Linked DNA regions of Homo sapiens: region 1 is linked to region 2. The links are chromatin contacts, found by Hi-C or POLR2A ChIA-PET in ENCODE. All regions are on one chromosome and are shown on one strand. The core of a region is the stretch at or near the end of the contact, and the rest is flanking DNA. Distances in the headings are between cores, read along the strand shown.

The links. A loop is a pair of places that touch in the nucleus more often than their neighbours do. ChIA-PET counts read pairs that join two places held with the same protein, here RNA polymerase II (POLR2A). Pooled maps may share reads with other maps.
Region 1: a pooled map shows a loop between it and region 2 (2.0-fold over the local background). The contact joins two enhancer-like sites. A Hi-C loop is called at or near these places in 4 of 50 pooled maps. POLR2A ChIA-PET finds 5 or more read pairs at or near these places in 4 of 52 experiments (MCF 10A, activated T-cell, activated naive CD4-positive, alpha-beta T cell and 1 more).

The regions. Positions count from the first base shown.
Region 1 is chr6:106,560,291-106,563,494 of GRCh38, forward strand. CRYBG1 (crystallin beta-gamma domain containing 1) reads left to right here. Exons shown (of 22, transcript NM_001371242.2): 19 at 513-636; 20 at 1,052-1,210. Among named protein-coding and RNA genes, the nearest start is that of RTN4IP1, 68 kb to the right of the region's middle. Within about 2 kb of position 1,566, at least 4 of the 41 ENCODE cell types and tissues checked have a DNase peak (open chromatin) inside an H3K27ac peak, as active enhancers do.
Region 2 is chr6:106,475,159-106,477,996 of GRCh38, forward strand. All of the region lies in intron 2 of CRYBG1 (crystallin beta-gamma domain containing 1), which reads left to right. Among named protein-coding and RNA genes, the nearest start is that of CRYBG1, 120 kb to the left of the region's middle. Within about 2 kb of position 1,358, at least 4 of the 41 ENCODE cell types and tissues checked have a DNase peak (open chromatin) inside an H3K27ac peak, as active enhancers do.

The DNA.
Region 1 (3,204 bases), core at 316-2,815, 85 kb after region 2:
AGTCTGCGCTTAAACCCATACTTCCTCAGGTGTGCAGCAGTAGCATCTGAGCGGAAGGGAACTGAGTATCTTAGCAGTTTTTTAGATTTAACAAAGATTACTCTCACTGCAGACAAAACTTTTTATTTAACCCTATTTAGCACCTACTAAGAGCTTTGGAAATATTAACAACTTAAAGACCCATTATTACAACTGAAGCTATTTTATGAATAGTTCCCAGGAAGAACTGAGGAATCCACTAAAAGACAATATTTCACTGCTTTACGGAGGAAAAAACTTACCTATTTCTCTTCAAGAATGGAACTTTTTGGCATAAGTACTCATGTAACAAAAATTTGCTATTTGTCAAGAAATTACTTCTTTTAAGTGTTCTAGAAAAGATCATTTTTCCCCCAATGTATGTTAAAAGTATATAGTTCAGTCTAGAAATGGAAAGCATTCTAAAAATAAATGTAATTGGGGTCCACTGTCAAATGAAAATTGCCACTTACTGTGGTTATTTTTGTTTTCAGATGGGTTACTTATGAATATGGCAGTTACAGAGGGCGACAGTTCCTATTGTCACCTGCAGAAGTACCTAATTGGTATGAATTCAGTGGCTGTCGCCAAATAGGTTCTCTACGACCTTTTGTTCAGGTATTTTCTTCCTCTCCATGCTCTGCATAGACTCTTCTCTGAAATTTTTTTGTAAATGCAATCCAACTTTTTATCCAATTTTTTTATTCAAAGTTTATAACTGGCCTCACCCTATAAACTCCTTCCCTGCCCCAATAATCTGGGCTCAGTTTCTGGTGCTAAGAGGTGTGGCTGCTTCAGAAGGCCATCAAACTGAACATCAAACGCAGTTATCCACAGGCAGGCACCCTGCCTCAGGCGCTTTGACATTTTGTCAAACTCTTCTCATTGAGAAAATTTAAAACCTCTGAGACTCTTGAGTATGGTAATTACCCTTAATCCATATCTCACTTTGGATTCTTCCTGATATTCATGCTTGTTCAGTGCTTCCAGCAGCACATCTGGTATAACAACTGCTGGGGGTTTTGTCTTCTAGAAGCGAATTTATTTCAGACTTCGAAACAAAGCAACAGGGTTATTCATGTCAACCAATGGAAACTTAGAGGATCTGAAGCTTCTGAGGATACAGGTCATGGAGGATGTCGGGGCCGATGATCAGATTTGGATCTATCAAGAAGGATGTATCAAATGCAGGGTGAGCTTTAGGATTCCACGGGGGCCTGTGATGGCTTTGCTAGGAGGTGACTCATCCTTTCATATGCTTTTGATCTTTTCTTCAAGTAGATGCAATTTCACAATTCCTGGAGTACTTTCAGAAATGAATTTGTTTTTTTCATGACAGTATATCCTAGCTCTGATAGAACCAGTCTAGGAACTTAAAATGAAAGGTAAATATAGCACTGATCCAAGATAGAATATTTATTTCTATGCTTGATTTTTATATAGTAGTAGAAAAAGGAAGTGTGTTATTCTTCCCTTTTTCCTTAATGTAACTGTTACAGAAACAAACTATAAGCTCCAGCCCTGTCAACAAAAATCACTCTTGGTTTGTTTTGGGGAAATCCACAGAACGGGATGAAGGGTAAAGAGATCCCTCTGTGTGCTGCACAGTCCATTTCCTAAGTGTCATACGTTGTAAATTAGAAAATGGCCCATGTCCCTCCTGCATCATTCCTACTATTAACAGACACTTAAAAGCTGACTGTAGTAAGATTTTTATGAAAGAAGCTCATGCTTCTATGGTAGATAAAACTTTTTTACTCCTTGATTTTGTGAGCTTGACCGTTGGCTCCTGATTTTCTTTAAAAAAACAAAACAAAACAAAACAAAAAACCAAAAAAAACCTGGTGCCCCGTGAGTCAGCAGAAGGAACACAGCCTTGCGAAAAGGAGTACAACTCGTTAATTGGGTCTGTTGTGCTGGAGGGGGAATTCTTTCAGTAAACAGAAGTACTGTTTGGACATGCATAGAAGAACTAGCAGGAGGAACAGAAGTAGTTGTAATATGGAATCATGAAAAGAAGCTTTCTGCCTTTGAATTGTCTTAATCCAAGAAAATGGTGTCTTTCAGCAGTTATTTCTAACAGACATTTCAGTGATGTTATTTAACAACTTTGAATTCAATAGGTCAATGAGAAAAAGTCTCCTAGATTATCACAGTGCTTTCATCTCAATATAGAATAATATACTTTAATTTTTTTTAGACGGGGTCTTGCTCTGTCACCAGGCTGGAGTGCAGTGGCACTATCTCGGCTCACTTCAACCTGTACCTCCCGGGTTCACGCGATTCTCCTGCCTCAGCCTCTCGAGTAGCTGGGACTACAGGCGTGTGCCACCACGCCCAGCTAACTTTTTTGTATTTTTAGTAGAGACGGGGTTTCACCATGTTGGCCAGGATGGTCTTGATCTCCTGACCTCGTGATCCACCTGCCTTGGCCTCCCAAAGTGCTGGGATTACAGGCATAAGCCACTGCGCCTGGCCTACAATAATACACTTTTAACAGGCATTTTTATAGCAACATTGTTTTGTTTTTGTGTTTGAGACAGAGTCTAGCTCTGTTGCCCAGGCTGGAGTGTAGTGGTGCAATCACAGCTCACTGTAGCTTCGACCTCCTGGGCTCAAGGGATCCTCCCACCTCAGCCTCCTGAGTAGCTGGGGCCCACAAGTGCATGCCACTATACCTGGCTAATTTTTAAAACTTTTCTGTAGAGATAGGGTCTCACAAGTGATCCTCTCACCTTGGCCTCCCAAAGAGTTGGGATTACAGTTGTGAGCCACTGTACCTGGCCAGTAATTTTTGTTAATGGCATGTGAACATGACTGCCATACATTATTTATATATTAAGGGTAGATTCACTTCAGGGAAGGGCTCATAAAATCTTTGCATTAAAACACCCTCTAGTGAGTCTGCATTTTTCTGTTTTCATAGCTGGAAAGCATGCCTGTTTAGAAAATTTTAATTCTCATGAAGGAAAGACAAATGCTAATAAATGCAATTCCGAGTTTTAAAATGATAAAATGCCCTTTAGCCACCCAGTGCTACAAAATTAGAGGTGCAGTCATATACTGGAAGGTCAGGCCAAGCAGAGGTGGAGATGTCAGAGGGAGATATAGCTACAGAACCTGCCTGGGATCATGGTCACTTATGACAGGGAAAAATATGATGGGCAGTTCTAATGTTATGAGGCT
Region 2 (2,838 bases), core at 108-2,607:
TTTCAAATGCCAGATCTTCAAGGAGAATATGGGGGAGGAGAGGGATAACTAAATAATCAGCTAACTGAAACTTACTTACTTATTTATGTGTTTGAGCCACAGAGGGCAGATTTTTAGCCTAAGAAATGTCCCTTGCTCTAAATGAATGTATAAACCGAATGGGAGGGTAAGACAAATGTACACGAAAAAGTTAAAACAGAACAGCAAATATGAAATCAGTGTTACCAGTGATAAATGCTTTAAGAGAAGGATTTCAGTAAGCTTAGGTAGTCAGGGAGGGCTCCTGGGCTGGGCTTTGCTGTGTGAATCAGAGTTGGATTGTCACAGGCAGATGAGGTGATATTTGGGAAGGAAAAGTCATGTGGGCAAAGATAAAGAGACAGGCAAGCACTACGTGTGTTTGGGGAACTGTGAACATACTAATTTAGTTAGAGTGGACGGTCTGTGCGGGTACATAAAAGCAGGATGACTTGAAAGATATATAGTGCTGTCTCTGTTTAAGGCTTTGAGAGTCGGGGCTTTATCCTGAAGAAAGTGGATAGTCACTGAAGGTATCTGAGATACAGATGGTAGGATTAAATCTGTGATTTGGACAGAACAAACAAATGGCTTTGTTTAGATGAACTGGCAGAGGGAAACAAGAGGCAGGCAGACCAGGGGATTCCTGAGCTCATGGACCAGAGAAGAGGCCAAGGATCTGACATTTTAAAGAGATACACGTTTCCTCTGTCACAGAACTTAAAACTCCGTCTAGTGGTTTTCAGAGATATCACCAACAATTTCCACTGTGAACAAATGATAGATGATGAGACAGAATAGAATAGAAAATGAGTACCTGTGTAAGTAGGATAAAAAGTAATACACATTTACCATTTACCACATTCATATTTCATGTCCTCCTAGTGTTTGATGATGTTACTTCTCTAAATGAAGAAAGATAAGCCCCACCTAACTCATATGGAAGTAGATAAAGTATATTTCCAAAATTCAACCTGTGGAATATAATTATCTTAACCTTGTCCGTACAGAGCACAGGGACATGTCTTTAGCCCCAGGTAACAAGAACATGTTATTTTTAATATGAAGATGTCACACGGGTGGGGTGAGCAGCATGGTGGAGAAAGGCACTGGGCACTGGACAGTCTGTGAGTTTGTTCTCGGGATGATCCTTCTGACTGGCTCTAGGATCTGGGGCAACTCATTCACAGCCTCACTTAAGGAGATTAAATTCTATAAACGTCAAGGCCCTTTTCAGCTCTAACATTCTATAATTATATAAGTTAGATCTAACACCAAAAGACCATTTAATGGAATAGATTTCTAAATACACTTTGACTCATACTCTTTGGTTAAATTTCCTGGCAGCTATGACACTAAGGAATGACACAGCTATAGGCTTATCTATGATTAATTGTGGGAAACTTGAGGTGGAGATTTTTTTAATGCTGATTTTGTATCAAGGTTATTCGGTCATTTGGTATGTGAATTATATTCCTCCTCCCCATGAATCACTATTAAAAATAGGTTAGCTTATAGATATAATTCAATAGATCATATTCTTTTTGTGAACTTTTTAGGAACTGCCCATGAGGGACATGAAGTAAGACCAGTTCCCAGTGTAGAACCACACACACCTTGGAAAAGACTAAGAAAGACTATGGCAAATTGGTTTAAAGCATAGATTTTAAAGTCATATCTGCTCAGGTTCAAATCCTAGCACTGCCACTTGATAGCTGTGTGACCTTGGACTAGTTGCTAAACCTTGCTGTGCTTCAGTTTACTCATCTACCTCATCAGGTCATTGTGAGGATACATGTGTTTATTACATGTAAAGTACTTAAAATACCACCTACCATAAGTATTTGGTATTGTTATTATTATTGGACCCCCAGAAAATATTTAGGAAGGCATCCTAGCATACAGAGCTGTAGGCATAATTATGTGAACCCAACATTTCTTTTTCAAGATCAGTTCAGCTGTTTTGGTGATGTGTTTTGGTATTCGTCCCATTGTAATTCCAAAGCCACAAAGATGACGTTGTTTTAATCATTGTTTCATCCTATTTGCATTTTACTAAAGATAAATATATTAAATATTTAGTCTGTATGGGGTACATACTTTTAAGGAGGAATGTTCTACAGAAAAGTACAGAAAGAGGAGGTTTAGAGGCAGAAGAGGAAGTTTAGAGACATGAAGGAAGTGGTTCTTACGTTTGCTTTGTGCTTTCAGTAGATAGTTAATATCCATTTAAAGGATGTTTAGTGGGGGAAAATTCTGCTGGGACTAAAATTTCATGCTTAGCTGAAGCAATGCATCAGGGTTTTTAAGTATAGTTTTATTCAGTCTACTTCATCTTAGTTAACAAACTGAGGTTGGTCTTCAGCCCATAGTTAATGAATTATCTATTACTATTTCAAATTAAACTTCATGTATTTGAGCCTTAGAAAACTCCTAGCAAAACATCTCTCTCTGAGTTACCCCTGGTGATCTGAGCTGTGACCAAATAGCCAAAGAAGAAAAAAAAGGAGACCCATGGACAACGGTTCCGTTCGTGGCCCCATACTCTTCTTTCAGACTCTTGCCCTGTTGGCAAATGACTTTCTACCCAGGTTTTCCTGAATTATCTCTCTGTTTCTCAGTCTGAGAAGGAACCATTTTTGTGGGGTTCATCAGAAGTGGGTGTGAAGGTTTTCTTCCTGTGTAAAGGATCTCACACCATGGAAAGATCTGGAGCACGGAGCTGTGACTGCTTTGGAGGCATGTGCCAAGGCGCCAGTTCCATTGCCACAGGGCAGAGAAAAGCTCAGCAGAAGTTCCTGTCCCTGTACAAAGGAGGAG